Linked DNA regions of Homo sapiens: region 2 is linked to region 1. A link is an interaction called in ENCODE POLR2A ChIA-PET data of the cell type or tissue named here. Cell type or tissue: MCF 10A. All regions are shown on one strand. Each heading gives the region's core, and the rest is flanking DNA. Links, peaks and the distances in the headings are about the cores only.

Evidence for each region. ChIA-PET counts read pairs that join two places held together with the same protein. Peaks named below come from ENCODE experiments on the same cell type or tissue, not always from the same donor. Only the 100,000 strongest peaks of a DNase experiment are listed, where the experiment ranks them.
Region 2: POLR2A ChIA-PET joins it to region 1 with 19 read pairs; 10 of 35 experiments call an interaction of 5 or more read pairs at or near these places.

The regions. Positions count from the first base shown.
Region 1 is chr9:121,198,588-121,206,917 of GRCh38, forward strand. RAB14 (RAB14, member RAS oncogene family) reads right to left here and starts at 3,282. Exons shown (of 8, transcript NM_016322.4): 1 at 3,052-3,282. It also overlaps a transcript of GSN not described here and the pseudogene RN7SL181P. RefSeq lists silencers at 2,464-2,713, 2,734-3,203 and enhancers at 2,896-3,395, 3,214-3,433, 3,704-3,863. In MCF 10A, for the core only: a CTCF peak has its summit at 3,572 (motif pointing right); a DNase peak (open chromatin) is centred at 3,374.
Region 2 is chr9:121,282,028-121,290,357 of GRCh38, forward strand. The region is part of intron 2 of GSN (gelsolin); the gene reads left to right. It overlaps GSN-AS1 (GSN antisense RNA 1), which reads right to left and starts at 3,503. Exons shown (of 1, transcript NR_103560.1): 1 at 1-3,503. RefSeq lists enhancers at 1-646, 2,730-3,230, 4,045-5,244 and a silencer at 5,384-5,678. In MCF 10A, for the core only: a CTCF peak has its summit at 5,606; DNase peaks (open chromatin) are centred at 374, 4,474, 5,154, 5,514 and 1 weaker place.

The DNA of each region.
Region 1 (8,330 bases), core at 11-8,010:
GTTTTTTGTTTGTTTTTTAACATGCACGACGTTTTGTTAAAAATACCAGAGCTGAGATGGACTGCTTCTGTAGTTCCAACATAAACATATCTGTTAAGTATCTACTAAGCACAAAGCATTGTGCCAGGCTTTAGCAAGACAGCAATGATCAAAAAAGACAACACTGTCTCTGCCTTCGTGGAACTCAACAACAGAAGCATGCTGACTTGCTTTAGAGGCCCACTAAAATGGACCACTACTACCTGATTTGTCAGTCAGGCGGATAAAACTTCTGTAGTTAATCTAATAATCTAATCTAATAAAAATGAGTGGTCAATTTCCTCAACAGTAGTACAAGTAGCCCACCCACTTAAAAAAAAAACCTTACTTTTGACAATATACTTAATGTCACTTTTATATAAATAATGTGAATCATTTTTAAAAGCTGGATTGCTTAATGTGGCAAAAGTAACTTTGATGGTCTTCTATATACAGGAAATAAAGTATTCTAATACTGGACCTCTGTTTACAGAAAGAAAGCACTTAACAACCAAAAAGCCAAAAAAAACCCCTGCACTTACTGCTCAAGTTAAAAGGATTAATAGTGAAAATTTTACTACCGATATTGTGTCTGAGATTTGCTTCAAAATAATTTGGCAAGGAGGAGGCAAGTGTATATTGATGAAGCAAGACTGATCACTGTTGACACTGGCTGATAGGTATATGAATGCTCAGTATGCTACCTGATTTTGTATATATTTAAAATTGTCTAGAATAAGAAGCTTTTTAAAAGTCAAGTACAGTACCTCTAATACTTCTATTTGTCAAACTGTTGTCTTTAGCCATGCCTGGCATTTTTTACCACATAAAAATGTTTCAAGCCTCTTTTAAAAAACATGAAACATCTCTCAATAGCCCAAGTTTTCACATTTTATTTACCTTAATCAAGTTTCCTCCACTAGCACAATATCTTACTGTGACTATGCAAAGATATTTGATATTGATAAAAATGAACACTCCAAATTCTGTTGCAAAGTTGAAGTATGCAACAATGATAAAGTTTAACTGTAATACAAAAAAAGCAACAACTTTTTAAGATGTAGCTTTAATTTCAAGGGATTTTTTAATAGCTATTATAATCTAAGGTTTTACGTCTTTACAATAACTGCCATTTATTGAGGGCCTAACACATGCCAGCTACTTTATAAACAGTCTCTAATCCTAAAAACTCATTTTTCAGATAAGGAAACCGAAGTGATCTACCCGTGGTCATACTACTACTAAATGGAGAGCTAGAATTAAGGCCCAGGTTTAACTCTACATGTAGCTCTCCAAAGCTATACTCCTCTCTCATTCATTCAAAAGATATTAAACACCCACTATGTGCCTGGCACTGTTACAGGCACTGATTTACTATATGCCAAGCAATGTGCTAAGGGCTTTCTTTAAACCCCATTTAATCCTAGCAACAACTCTAAGATGCAGGTCCAATTATCCCCTTTATAGATAAGGACACTGAGTCCGAAAGGTTAAGTAACTTGCTTAAGATCACTTAACTAGGAAGTGGCAGTACTGGAGGGAGAACCCTTGACAGTATGACTCCAAAACTCTTAACCACGACATACCTCTAGGCATGATCAAATAAAACTGCCTAAACAGAACTTGGAAGAAAAAATTTGGAAAGGCTTGGGGGAATAAAGGGGTAGGAGCTGGATTACTGCAAGGTCAAGTTTGTCTTCAACAATCAAATCTAAATAAAAGGCAGTTGTTCCTCTACAATATTTACCTTAGAAAAATAAAAGAATTTTTTAAAGGCAGTTGGGATAGTAACGAAATGAGCAGTAAACTTTGCAAGAGTTCAAATCTGGGCTCTGACACTTGCTGTGGGGTCACCAGGAAGGCACCTGTCCTCTTGGAACCCGTTTCTTCTTCATATATGAAACTGAAATCCTGGCATCTCTCCTTTGGGGTTTGTAAGCATGAGGATTTGCCAGTGTAGTGGTTGACTTTATGGACTTTAGGTCATAAAAGGGTAATCAGCTGTCATCCAATGCGAACACAGTAAAAAAGGAATAAAGTTGTAACTACATTATAAATGGTCATGTCTGTAACCCTAGCCTAATTTTTGAATGTAGTACAGAAACCACCAGCCACAGTGTGAGCCGAAGCCAGTTTGTAATGTACCATCAACAGCCAGACACACATCACAACTTTAGGCCTCAGTTTCCTCACTTATGAAGTGGAGACAACTTATCTCCGAGGGCTACGCGGGGCAAGATAAATAGGTACAAAAATACATAAATATGTACCTGGCCCACAGTTAAAACGCTTAAAACACTCCAGCTCTGTCGTCTTCTCTTAGATTCTAGAAATGCCACAACTTTCTCTTATTTCTAGATGCTCTGTAGGTTCAGGGCCGTAGAGGCTGTCCACGGGCCTCACAGGAACGCACCAAAACCAGGACATCGCAAGCACAGGCGCACAGACCCAGACCCCGGCCCCGGCCCGGCCCGGCTGCAGGGCCGGGCTCCCCACATCGACAAGGACACCGGAGCTGCCCCGAGACGCCAAGAGGGCTGCGAAGAGCTGCCTTTGTACTCAGAGCCAGACGCGGCCTACGGGACGGGACCGCCACGTCTGGGGCTTGCGGGCTGCAGGGCGGCGCGGCACGCGTGGGTACACCCTGCGGGGGCGGGCTGCGGCCGCGGGGAACAGCGGCGAGAGGGGGGCCCGCGGGAGATGCGGTCCTGCCCAGCCGCGCCGAGAAGGCGGGGAAGGCGAGGCCGGAACACACCCTTCCCTGCACGCCTCGGAGCGCCCCGCCGGTTGGGGAGGGCAGGAGGCTCAGGCCGGAGCCGCGCAGGGGACACCTCCGCCCCCGCCCAGGAGTCCTGTCAGGCCGGCGCCGCGGCGCTCACCGCCGACCCACGGGCTAGCCACGGCCTGACGGGGCCTGGCCCCGGGGCGCCGCCCGCCTGCGGCCCAGTCTCCACCGTCCCCACACACGCCCCTCTGAAGAACCCGGCGCGAGGAGGTATCAGCCGGCCGGACACTACGGAAGGCCCGGGTTACCTGGGGGGTTGCTGGTGGCTGGGCAGCTTTCCGGGCGGGAGGGGGGCGTCAGGACCAGGAACAGGAGTGCGGACGCAGCGGGAGAGGGGGCGGGGGCGGTCGACCGAGGCGCCGGCAGGTACACTGGCAGGCCGAGAGGTGCAGACGCGCCGGCAGCAGTAGCGGCAGTAGCAGTGGCAGCGGTGACTGCTCCTGTGCTCCCTCAGTATCTTCCTCGGGCTGGTCCAAGATGGCGGCGCTCCCTGCACAGGGTTTCCTGTCACCCTCGCAATGGGCCGGACCACAAAAGAAGGGGGAGAAGATGCGCGCGCAGCTGGCGGAGCCCGGAAGAGGGTGGCTGAGGCCAGCCCGCTAGCCACGCCCCTTCCTCAGCCCTCACCTCTGGACTTGTCGCGCCGCCGCTGAGGCCCGCCCCACGGGCGCTCGCGCCCGGAGGGAAGGTGGAAAGCGCGTATGCGCAAGCGCAGTCGCGTGTCCTCGCCTCTTGGGGGAGCTACTGCGCAGGTCTGCGTGGAACCTGGTGGGGTGCGCCTGCGTCTTGGAGAACTAGGGTTGTCGCTCGTGGAGACTTTTGAACAATTTTTAAAGCCAACATTTACCACTTATTGGACGCTTACCGTATACTGGCCACCATGCTAAGCATGCATTTACTGCATTCATTCAACGTGTATTTATGGGGGCATTTACTGTATATACCGCTGTATGCTTCGTATATACCGGTCCTGTCCAACAAACGTCGGAGGCACGCATCCCCATTGTATCCATGGAGAAACTGAGGCTCAGGTTGGTCAACTCTCTTGTCCAAGATCACGCAGCTAGGAAGTGACCCTGCATTTCATCTCTATTTTGACTTCACTTTGGGGTTGCCTTTGACAGGGTGAGAGAAATGTGATATTTTTCACAATTTGTCTACCACCTGCCATCTTCCAACTTGCTCTGCCATAATCACTGCCCCAGAAGGTTTCGTGCTTTTCGGGTGCAGGGACACGTTTTGACTTTCTTGGACCCTGAGCACTTTTGCCTTGTGGCTTGTACATTACACACACACATATATTTCACACACATGTAAGTTAAATATATGTATAAATATTTAACATATTTTACAACTGCATTGATATAAACATGACGTATCAATATTATATAACAAAATATTTTCTCTGACCTGAAAGTTCATTTTTTTCTTCTGACTTTAAAAGAATGTAAGCCGGCCGGGCGCGGTGGCTCACGCCTGTAATCCCAGCACTTTGGGAGGCCACGACGGGCGGATCACGAGGTCAGGAGATCGAGACCATCTTGGCTAACACGGTGAAACCCCGTCTCTACTAAAAATACAAAAAAATTAGCCGGGCGTGGTGGCGGGCGCCTGTAGTCCCAGCTACTCGGGAGGCTGAGGCAAGAGAACGGCGTGAACCCGGGAGGCGGAGCTTGCAGTGAGCCGAGATCGCGCCACTGCGCTCCAGCCTGGGCAACAGAGCGAGACTGTCTCAAAAAAAAAAAAAAAAGGAACGTAAGCAAGGAGGGCTGGTAGTCTGCGCCTGTAATCCTAGCTACTGGGGAGGCTGAGGAGAGAGGATCGCTTGAGCCCAGGAGTTCTGGGCTGTAGTGCACTGTGTCACTAGATAGAGTGTCTGCACTTAAGTTCAGGAGGGAGGGACCACCCAGGTTGCCTAAGGAGGGATGAACCGGCCCAGGTCGGAGATGGAGCAGGTCAAAACTCCCGTGCTGATCAGTAATGGGATCATACCTGTGAACAGCCACTGCACTCCAGCCTGGGCAACATGGGGAGACCCTGTCTCTAAAATAAATAAATATTCATTTTTGTTGGCCCCTAAAAGTATTGGAGGCCCTAAGCCCTGTGCATACTGTACTGTGCCTAATGGATAAGGTGGCCCTGCCTTAGTTCCCCACCCCCAAATTAAATCAATCTTTCTCTTAGCGTTCAGGACCTTTTATGAACTGGTTCTGCCATGAACAAGTGAGATTTCACTGTAAAAGTGTGTGCCAGTTTGTACATCTCATATTTTCAGAGACCTGGGTTCGAATTCCTGCTCTATAATCTAATGGTATGCAGTTGTGCATGTCACTTGATTTCTGAGATTGTCAGTCTTTTCTGCAATATGAAAATAGTAATATCTCTCTCAAATAGGTCTTTGTGAAAATTAAATGGGATAGTATATGCAAAATATCTGGTATATAATAAGAAATGGAAATGATTATTACATGATAATCTAATCTAAGGTGATATTGAAATCCTTTTGCAACCCTAGAGGTCTAGGCTTCTATTTCCACATTCTTTAATAAGTATAGTTTGTTGTCACACTTTAACATTTTTGAAACTAAGAAATTTGCCTGTGCCAAGTAAAGGAGAAAACTGTGAACCAATGATCATTAATTGCCCAGGTATGAACTTAGACCTGGCTAGTAAGTTTCCTTATAGCCATTATCACCTGAAGGGAGATCTTTATGTATAGCTGATGTTTATTCAACACTTACTATGTACCAGCAACTGTCCTAAGAATCATGCATATTTTCTCATTTAATCCTTACCACATCCGCATGAAGTCAGTACTATATTTACCCCATTTTATGAATGAAAAAACTGAGTGTCATACAGATCTAAAGTCGTTTAGGTGAAAATTGGGTGGGACTTAAATCTGGCAACATGTGACCTCAGGGCTGTACTAAGCCCTATTCCATTTCCTCCCTTATTTGCTCTTGTTTCACAATAGCCAGCTTAAATGCAGGTCCCTAACTGCTGCTTTCCTATGTGAAAGACATTACACTTTGATGCAGCTTTGAACAGAAACACTCTTGTGGATGCAGAGTGCCTATCACATGCTAAGGAATGCAATTAAAAAACAGTAGGAATGGTCAATTCTTTTAATAAGTCCCAGAATTTTCAAAGTGAGGAGAGTGTATGTGACCAGTTGCAGCATAATTAAGAGGGACTGTCCATTGGGTGCCAAACATCCATTGGGGTTTCTACTTAACTTTTTTAAAAAGTTGTTTCTATAAGAAGAGATGTATACATGGAATAGTCACTGCAGCACTGTTTGTAATAACAAAAAACTAGAGACAAACTAAATGTCTATCACTAGAAAGCTGTAATAGTAAATTATAGTACATCTATATTGTGAAATACTATGCAGCCATCAAAAAGAATGAGGCCCATGTATATGTCCTGATATGGAACAATGTCTAGGAAATACTTGGAGGGAAAAAAGCAAGGTGCAGAAAACTAAATAGTATGCCAACATTTGTTAAACTATAAGAGGAGGGCAAAGAAGACATGTATGTTTATGTAACTAGACATTGAGAGGGGTTTATTCCATGTATACATCTCTTCCTATTGTCCTGGATCTGTTGCTGAAGCCCAAACTTGAAAATAAAAAGCCCACAAGGAGCTCACATTCTACACTGAAAAAACTGCCAGTGGCTGGGGCCAGCTACCTTCTAGCAGGGAATTTGAAGAGCAGTTGTTGAAGAAGTCAGCTCTTGACCAACTTCTACCTCCACTCCACTACTCCCTCACCTATTCCCCATTTCCAACCCCATCCCCACAGACACACCATCACCAGTAATCTGTGGAAAGAAAGATTGGAGACATGGGAGGGAAGTCAGCCTTTAGGGAAATTGTAATGTCATGGAAAGAGACGCCTTCTTTCTGTCCCCTCATGGAGACTGTGTCCTCATCTAGAACCAAAGGAGAGGGGCTCCAAAAGAATCACCAGTGAGGATTGGGTGTGCCTGCAGGAAGATGGGACTGACAACTCCCTGGATATCTATCTGTTTGGGCAGCACTGATCTGCTCTGCCCTATTGCTTCCTGCACAAAGGAGAACACAGATGGAGAGAGACAGCACTGGAGGGGCTTTGGATGGTGTGGGGAGAACCTTAGATGAAGAGGGGCTGAAGTTGCTTCCCCTTATCCCTTCCTCCCACCTTGACTTTCTAGTCCCAGATTGGAGTACGGCAAAGAAGTGTCCATCAGAGAGGAGTGTGGCATAATGACACAAGCTAACCATCTGCTGGAAGATATAGCAAATGTGTGAGGGGTCACCTGTTCCTGGGAAGATGCCTGGAATCCTCCAGGTGTGCAGGTTGTTTGTCACCTGCTCTGGCTTCATTTCTGCTTGTATTTTTATAAATTGTTTTGTAAAAAGTAGATGTTATTTTATCCTTCATCTCTTCCCAGAGCCTAAACAATTAAAGTCATTTTCAGATCTCTCTGTTGTGTTTATTTAAACAAAATTAATTCATCTCCTCATTATAGGCTTAATTTTATTTGTTCATTTTCCTCTTATGCTTGTGAATTTTGGTTCATAGGCTTATCTTGAATTGGAGATTCCCCCCTACCCCTATGCTTGAATCTTTTTTGTTTAGTGGTTTTGGAGTTGCCACCGAGCCACACTCAGACTTTAAAATACTGGTGTCCCAATTCCTGAAGCAGTATTGAAGATTTAGAAGAACTAATACAATTTGTACTCTAAATTTTATTACCACATGTGTGTTCTACCTAATTTAAAAAACGAATATATTTTAATGTAGTTGATTAACTTCCAGTGATACATAATTTAATTAAAAAGAAATGGTCAAAAAAGCTAGTTTAACCAAAAAAAGTTGAGATCAGGTGCGGTCATGGTGGTATGGCTGTCGACATTAACCAAAACAGAAACAGCAATTAATATACTTCAAAATTTAGTAGGTTGACAAAGAAATCAAAATCAAGGGCATGAGACTCATTCGTCTCTGGGTATGAAAAAGGATTAGATTCAACTTATCACACTAAAAAAAGGTGATGCATAAATGTAACAATAAGTACATTCTGTATTCAATTGTAAAAGAAATTGTGTGTCCATTGAAATAGTGCCCTTTCATCTCCCCATACACCTTATACCACCCCCTCCCAAAAAATATCCTCTCGTGTCACAGCTTATGAGGGCATGACATTAATGAGGTAAAAAGCAAGCTTGAAATTTTCCCAGGAAAGCACCCTACCGGAGACTCATTTATTGTCATTGAAGCATTCCTTTGGCTGACGACCAGAAGTTGGTGGTTTCGACTTAAGAGGCCATGTTACATGAAAAAAAAAAAAGAATGCATCTTTGAACTTTGTTTGTTTGTTTGTTTGTTTCGAGACTAAGTCTGGCTCTGTCACCCAGGCTGGAGTGCAGTGATCTTGGCTCACTGCAACCTCCACCTCCCAGGCGCAGGCCACCCTCCCACCTCAGCCTGGGACCACAGGCATGTGCCACCATGCTTGGTAAACATCTTTCAACT
Region 2 (8,330 bases), core at 221-8,220, 84 kb after region 1:
TCATGGGGAAGCGGATGAGTCATGCCCGCTGGGGCCAGCTGGCAGGGTGGGGCCCACCTGACTATCAGATTCACAGGTGACCTGCTGAAGTAGGTGGGGAGGTGGGGGGAGGAGTGCAGAGTCCTGGGCTGGAAGCCAGGAGACTGGCTCACCTCCCAGCTTCAGCCTCGGTTTCTCCACCTGTAGGATGGGTGCCTTGGTCTCCCCCTACCCACCTAACAAAGCTGCTGTGTGGACCCAACGAGCTTGTAGATGCCAAAGGGCTTTGTGACCAGTGAGACAGGAAGGATCACTACTAGGGGGAATCGCCCAGCTTCCAACACCCAAACAGAAGTGAATTTCTAATGAGCAATTGTGCAAGAACCCAGGAAAACACCCCTCCAACCCACGCCATCCCTTTTCTGCCAAAAGGAGAAGGGGATGAATGAATACAGGACTTACGCGTCTGCTGTGGCCCAGCTGGCTTCCAGATGGTGACATGAGCCACCCACAGCCGGAGCTGTTCCTCTTTCCCAAAGCTCAGGTGAAAGGGCTTTTTGGTGGTCCCCAGGATGTTGTGCCCCAAAAGCCAGGGATTCCCAAAAGGTCTGCCGGGCCCAGAAAGCTGACTCACCCCATCAGCGGCTATCCAAAGGTTCTGCTGACAAAGAGGTAGCCCTAGTGCTGCCCTAATAGGAGGACTTGAGGGCCGGGTCTTGGCTCTGATGCATCTGCCTTTGAGACTGAGCCCTGATAACTCCAAAAGCCAAGTTGCCTCAATGTAATCTGTCAACAAAAAGAATGTTATGCTCTGTTGATGCTTTTGGTGACTATGACACAGGGGCCCTGTCTTCCGCAGACCCTGCAGGGCCAGGCTGGCATAGACCCAGCTGAGCAACCGTCGCCTGAGAGCTTTGCTTATTCATCCCTCTTTACTCCTCTGCCCCCTGCAATGTACCAGCCCTGTGCCCACCTCCACGGAACCTTGGTTCAATCAGGGAGGCCCCAGTGACCTCCTCGATGTCCAATCCAGTGCTCTTTCCTCAGGACTCCATGTGCCAGTCTCTAGTGCAGTTCCAGAAACTCCCTCCTTTTGCTTCTGGGAGGCTGCACTGTCTGGTTTATTTCCTCTTCTCTTTTTAGTTAGGGCCCTGTTTTTCCTCCTGACTTTTTTAGTTAGGGCCCTGGTTTTTTCAGTTAGGGCCCCTCCTCTCTTTTTAGTTAGGGCCCTGTTTTTCCTCCTGTCTTTTTTAGTTAGGGCCCTGGTTTTCTTTTTCTTTCTTTCTTTCTTTTTCTTTTTTTTTTTTTTTAGACGGAGTCTTGCTGTGGTGCCCAGGCTGGAGTGCAGTGGCACGATCTCAGCTCACTGCAACCTCCTCCTCCCAGGTACAAGTGATTCTCCTGCCTCAGCCTCTTGAGTAGCTGGGACTACAGGCATGTGCCACCATACCCGGCTAATGTTTGTGTTTTTAGTAGAGACAGGGTTTTACCATGTTGGCCAGGCTGGTCTCAAAGTCCTGACCTCAAGTGATCTGCCTGCCTTGGCCTCCCAAAGTGCTGGGATTACAGGTGTGAGCCATGACGCCTGGCCCAGGGCCCTGCTTTTCCTGCCTCAGTGTTCCCTAGGATTCTGCCCACCTTCTTGTCTTGATTTATGTATATAGGTTCATTCATTCATTCATTCATTCATTCATTCATTCATATATTCATTCATTTGAGAGATATTTAGGCTCTGAGCTGGGTGTTGAAGAATCAGCAAAAAACAAGACTTTCCCATTCCTCATAGGTCTTCAGTAGATCATTATTTACACTGAAGATTAATTCTTGCTGTGAAGGAAACGATCAGGTTATGGGAGCGTTTGGGATTGGGTGGGAGTGGTGAGGTCTTATCTGGACAGATCAGGGAAGCCTCCCCTAAAAAGTGAGACCTGAAGAGGGAGAGGGAGGTGGCTGAGTGAGCAGGGAATGGAGGAGCCCCCTAGGCAGAGAGGCGACCTGGGTAAGGCTTTAGTGAGGGGGAGTCCTTGAGGAACTGAAAGAAGTGAGGGAGGCTGGCCAGGGAGGGGGGCGTGGCAAGAGGAGGGCCTGGGGGCCAGGCAGCACCTAGGTTATGTGGGCCCTTGAGTTTGGATTTTATGCTAGACCTCTGGGAACCATTGGAAGTTTTAAAGCAGGAGGGTGACTTGCCCAGATTTCATTATCAGAACCCTTGAAAGGGACAGACACAAGGACCATCCTGATAAGCCATGAGGGTGCAATTTTTGGTTCTTCCACATCAGGGTATCCTGATGCTGTGCCTTGGTACGGGGCTTGTCATTGGGCAGTCCTGGGAAATGTGCACTTTCCCAGGATTCTCTCAGCTCTTTGCATTTTTTAGTTTACCCGGCCAGTCCTTGCTAAGCTGCTGCAGTGGAGAGGGAGGTGAAGCAGACACCACCGGGCCCTCTGAGATCCACTCTAATCCAAGACGGAGACAGTGGAAGTTAACGCCCAGAGTGCTCTGTGATAAGTGCCAAGGGGCTCAGGGAGACAAAGAGTGCTTTTCCTTACTTGAGAGTCAAAGAAGGCTGAGAAGGGGGAGTTGGGCATTCCAGGCAAGAAGGCACCGTAGGCACAGGCTTGGCCGCTGGAAGAGCCCACTGCGCCTGGGGGCTAGTGAGCAGGAGTGTGAGGGTTGAGGTGGGGAGCTGGTTAGAGAGGTTTTGAATGCTGGGTTTCTATCCTCTGGGTACCAGGGAGCCATGGACAGGTCCTCAGCTGAGGAGTGACTTGATCCATGGGATTTCAGAACAATTAGTCCATGGCAGGCAGAGCGGAGGGTGGATCAGAGGACAGCAGCACTGGGAGCTGGTTGGAGAGAATGAGTACCATTGCTGAAGCCTTGTCACTCCCCCCACCGCACACACACAGCAACATCCTCAACGCCCCTTTCTGTTCCATACCTCTGTTCGGTTATCCCCGAATTGGCCGGCCAGCCTGAGCTGTCCAGAGCCCTTTCACAGCAGCACTGGGGTGTGTTAAACCCTGGGCTCCAGAGGCAAACAGGTCTGGGCCTGAAACATCACCGTAGCCCTGACTTGCTCTGTGCCCTTGGACAAGTCCCTTACTCTTCTCAGCCTCAGTTTCCACATCTGTGAAATGGGGGTGATAATGGAGTTGGTGATGATTAAACAATGGGGAAATCAAGTCCTTAGCACATGTCTGGTGTATAACGATGGCTGTGTTAGCTTTGTGTCCTTGTTGATTGTAATGGCCCAGTCCATGTTGTAATCTGCCCCTCAGGGAGTTCTTGTCTTTGGACATAAATCTGAATTCTCAACTAGAAACAAGATGTCCCCAGCAGCCCCAAAGGAAGCCTCTAGTGGGACACTGAGGGGATTGGACATGCTGTTACCCACTGGGACCCGGCACAGGGCTGGGCACACAGAAGCCTGGACTGGGTTTTATTTGTTCCTTTATCCCCAGCACTCAGCACAAGGCTGGTACAGCATGGCCAGGTGGCTGGGTTCTCAAAAATACTAAACAAAAAAATGAAATTAAAAAAAAATTATTAATCTTGGACATCATCCCCCAGCACCTTTATTTTACAGCTGAGGAATCTGGGGCCCAGAGAGGAACAGTGGCTCATCCAAGGCCACTCAGCTCCTCAGTGGCAGGCCCTGAACCTGTTCATTTCTCCCTGCTCACATGTTTATTACAATTCTAATTTTTGAAATCCTGGTAAGTTAAAAATGGCATCATGTCCCACCTCCCTAATTTACCTTTGGGGAAACTGGGGCCCAGAGAATGGTAGTGACTCCTTCAGGTCCTCAGAGAGGGAGAAGCAGGAAAAGGGCCTCCTCTCCACAAAGCATACCCCCACTAATCAGCAGTAGGCAGGCAGGTTCTTCCCCCCAAAATTGACGGCCTTGTGCTTAAGGAAGCAAAGTGGAGTGTGAACAATAGTTTCCTGAGGAAGTGTTGGGTTTTAATTGTGTTGAGGAGAAGAACCATTTCCGGAACTGTGTGTGCCTGTGATGCCTGCGGAGTTGGCTTGGCACAGCTATTTCCAGACTAATCCTGAGTCCTATTTATAGGCTGAGATGATTAGGTTGGCCTGTGTCAGGAGAGGCCCACATAGCTCCCCCCAGCCTCGCGATGGCCGAGGAAGAAGCCCTCAGGGGCAATTCTGACCCATGGGTGAGTAGCACGGGATCTGGGGTGGTCCCCGAAGCCAGCTCAGAGGAGGGACGCCAGGGAGACCCGAGGGAAAGTCCCGCTCCTGACTCCTAGTTCAACACCAGCCAGGCCCCCTGCAGAGATGAAACCAGTTCCAATTCTATTCTCTCCCTGCTTAAAAATCCTCAGTGTGTCCGGTCAGGCCAGGACTCCGTAGCAGTCAGACCCCTTCTCCCCGAGGTATCCACTGTCTCAACCCCAGCCATGCTTCTCCAAACTGTTTACGCTTCCTTGTGCAGGCCACACCCCCAAGCCTTTGCGTCTGTTGTTCCCACCTTCCCAAAAGGGAAACTCCATTTATCCTCCAAGGCTCTGCCCCAATGCCCCTCCTCCGTGGCTCTGTTGGGCCATGGGTGCTCCCTCCTTTGTGCTCCCAGGGCCCACAACTGCTTGAATGACTATTGGTGTTCCTGTTTGTGTGCCCTCTGGGCCGGGAAGTCAGAGAAAGAAAGGAGACAATTTGTGATTGAACAGCCACTGTGGCCATCATTCTCCTTACCTGTCTGATGAGAGCTGATCTTCATGCCACTGTGTACAGTAGGTATTTTTTAAAGGTGTGTAGAAGTGAGAGTCAGACTTCGGACTTCAGAGTCAGACAGCCCTGAATTCCTAATGGTGTAACCTTGGGCTGAACCTCTCTGAGCTTTTGTTCCTCCGTCTATAAAAGGAGACAATGCCAGCCATGGGTTTTGGGGAGGATTCAACAAGACAATGCTTATAAAGTACTTATCATCACAATGGGCTTCTATGAGCATAGGAGGTGTTATTTGCAGATGGGGACGTTCATTCCGGGGACGTCCCTATCTAGGGCCCCACACAAGGGAGTGGCTGAGACTCCAAGTCTTGGAGCCTCCGACTCCACCCTGTGTTCTCCCTCCCCTCCCTCTCTTGGCCCCCTGGGCCTATTCTCTTCCCCAGATCAGGGAAAGCTTTGTTTGGCGATTGTTTTTCCTAAGAAGTTTCCTCTGTGGGGCCTCTGGGTGACTCAGCCCTGAGTCACCGGGAGGCTGAGGACAGGGGGAGGAGTGGGAGGGAGGCGGAGGGAATGGAGAGACGAGAAGAGGAAAGGGCTCTAATTCTAGCCCTGGCTCTCCCACTGTTTGATCAACTAGGTCTGACCAGGCCCCTCTCCTGCCTAGCCTCAGTTTCCCCAAATGTGAAAGGAAGATGTGGGCCCAGTCCTGGCTGAGCCTCAGAATCAGAGGTTCCCGGGCCCCACCCTAGACCTACAGACTCAGAGGCTAGGGGTGGGGCCTGGGAATCTATTGTTTCCTGAGCTCCTTGGGTGATCCTGCTGCACACCTGGTCCACAGAGGTGTTAGGGAACTGCTCGGCTCAAACTGGCTCCCAGCTGGGCCTCAGAGCAGCTCGGCCTCTGATTGAACTTCACTGACCCACAGGGAGCGCCCTTCTCTTGCAGAATGCTTTGGCAGAATAGTACACAGGAAGCGTGTGGGCTTTTTTTTTCTTTTTTTTTTAAAAACAGCTTTATTGAAATATAATTTACATGATTTATTGGAGTAAATTTACATATAATTTACATACACATAATTCACTCAATTCAATAATGTTTAGTACATTTACAGAGTTATGCAACCATCATCACAATCCAGTTGAGAAGATTTTCATCATCCCCAAAAGGATCCCTCATGCTTGCTTACGTCCATCTCTATGCACACCCCATAGCTGACCACGCATCTGCTTTCTGTCTCTTTGTTGTTTTATTGTTGTATTTTTTGTCACCCAGGCTGGAGTGCAGTGGCGTGATCTCTGCTCACTGCAGCCTCAACTTCCTGGGCTCAAGCGATCCTCCCACCTCAGCCTCCCGAGTAGGTGGGACCACAGGCACACACCATCATGCCTGGCTAATTTTTGTATTTTTTGTAGAGATGGGGACTTGTGGTGATGCCCAGGCTGATCTTGAACTCCTGAACTCAATGGATTCCTCCCGCCTCAGCCTTCCAAAGTGCTGGGATTATAGGCATGAGCCACCTCACCTGGCCTGCTTTCTGTCTCTCCGAAGATCCAGAGCTGTGTTCATTCCAGCTGGCCCTGTGACCTCATGCAAATTATTGCCCTTCCATTACTCCTCTGTATGAGAGGGAATAATCCTACCCTCCTTGTAGGGGGTTGTTTGAATTTCACTAATGTGCACAGTGTCTGACGCACCCGAGGAGCTGGGCACGTGGGAGGCTGGTACGCAGGGCACAGGACATAACACAGATGCCCAGGTACGGTTGGCACAGGCCTAGCAAACATTTTAAAGCACTCACTCTGTGCCAGCTTCTTAGATTAAGCATCTTACATGCATTACCTACTTTAATCCTCGGTGAATGTGAGTATCAGTTTCATTTTATAACTGAAGAAACGGGCACTGAGACGGGAAGTCACTTTTACAGGCTCACATAGATGATAGTTGATAGGGCTGGGAGTCCATCTGAGAGCCTGTCCTCCCTAAACATCATCCTGTCCCCTTCCTGATGTGAATCACCAAGCAAGGGACAACACAATTCATAGATCCAGGACAAGGTTTATGGCACATACTTCTAAGGGGTGGGACCTGGTATCATGGACACGGCATTCAAGAGATAGTACATGGTATAGAGTCTGTCACAAAACAGACATCACATGGTGCATGAAGCATGACCCAGGGGTAAGAGGCATGGGATGCCGCTAAAGGGAGACACACAGGACAAAGCAAGAGGAACGCAGGGCCTGCTACGTGGCACAGTCACAGGGTATGTGACACTGGGCATGACAAACTCTATGATGCAGAGACATGGTACTTAGGATTTGAGACTTGAGCTATGGCAACTGGGCAGGCTCTTGGCCACAGTGGGACCCTTTGTCATCAGGGATCCTCCATTATGTTGGTGCCTGGGGCCCCAGCAAGCAACAGCAGGAACCAAGTTCCTCCTCCTCACAAAGGCAGTCTGTTTTTTTTTTCTTTTTTTTCTTTTTTTCTCCCTCCTCCTCCCTGTCTCTTTGGATGCCAAAGAGTGGGAGGGGCCCAGCGGAGTGGTGGCCAGAGTAACCCCCCGCCATCCCATCAGCTCAGACAAGGGTCAAAGCTTGGGGCCAAGCCCACGGCTCAGGAAGGGTTTGCCAGGCCCCCAGATCCCCTCTCTCTGAGATAGCTGTGAGCACCAGTGTTGGCTGGGGTGAAAGCCGGGTAATTTTCCTCTAAGCTGTCCTCCCTCCGCTCCCCTCCCTGCCTGCTGGTGCTGGCTGTGAGCACGTCTGCATTCCAGAGCTTAGGAGAGAGAGAACCTGCTGCTGTTAAGGTTGAGGAAGTAGATTGCTAACAGCTGCTGTAGGAGGGGTTGGATGTGCGGAAGAGGAGGCCGTGGATTGCAGGCTAACATTTCTTGAGCCTCTTGGCACCTGGCACTCACTACCTCATCTTGTCTCATTTGCATAAAGCCCCAGTAGCCCGGTGAGGAGACAGGCCCAGAGAGGCAAAGAACTTGCCTAAGGTCACACAGGGAGGCAGAGCCAAGGCTAGACCTTGGTCTCCCGGAGGCAGGCAGGTGAGGTTGTATAGAGGTGATGGCACAGGGGATGTTGTTGGGGGGTTAGTGGGCAATGAGACTGCAAGGGCTTGTGGGCCCCATATCACAGAGGACCGAACTCAGGAGTCCTGACTTCTTTCTGTCTGCACCGAGGTCTGCAGAAGGGATGATGCAATCTGTATGAGTGACAGGCCCAGTGCAGAGAGAGTTTAAGGGAGTGAGGGAGCTGATGTTATGATCCCAGGGAAAAGATGGGGACACCAAACCAGGACAGTGGCTGGAGTGTGGGGGTGAGAAGTGGGTATAAAGTGGAGAGGAGATGAGCTTGGTCTCTGCTCTGGTCTCAGCCTTTATGTACTGTCTTGGTGGGATGACCGTGGTTGGGTCCTGCCTCCAAGGGTATCCCAGAGGGTTCTAGAAACTCCCACATGGACAGGCACTTGAAGGATAGTGCTGGTGATTGGGCAGGTGCCTGGATGGAGGTGAGGCCTAAAGCACACCCGGGGACAGAAGGCAGCACCCACACGGGAGCCCAGCTTCGTGCCAGGGACTGTATTTTAGGTGCTGGATCTTGTTTAAATCTTCCGGCTGGCTATGATTATCCTCTAAGCTGGGGAAGGA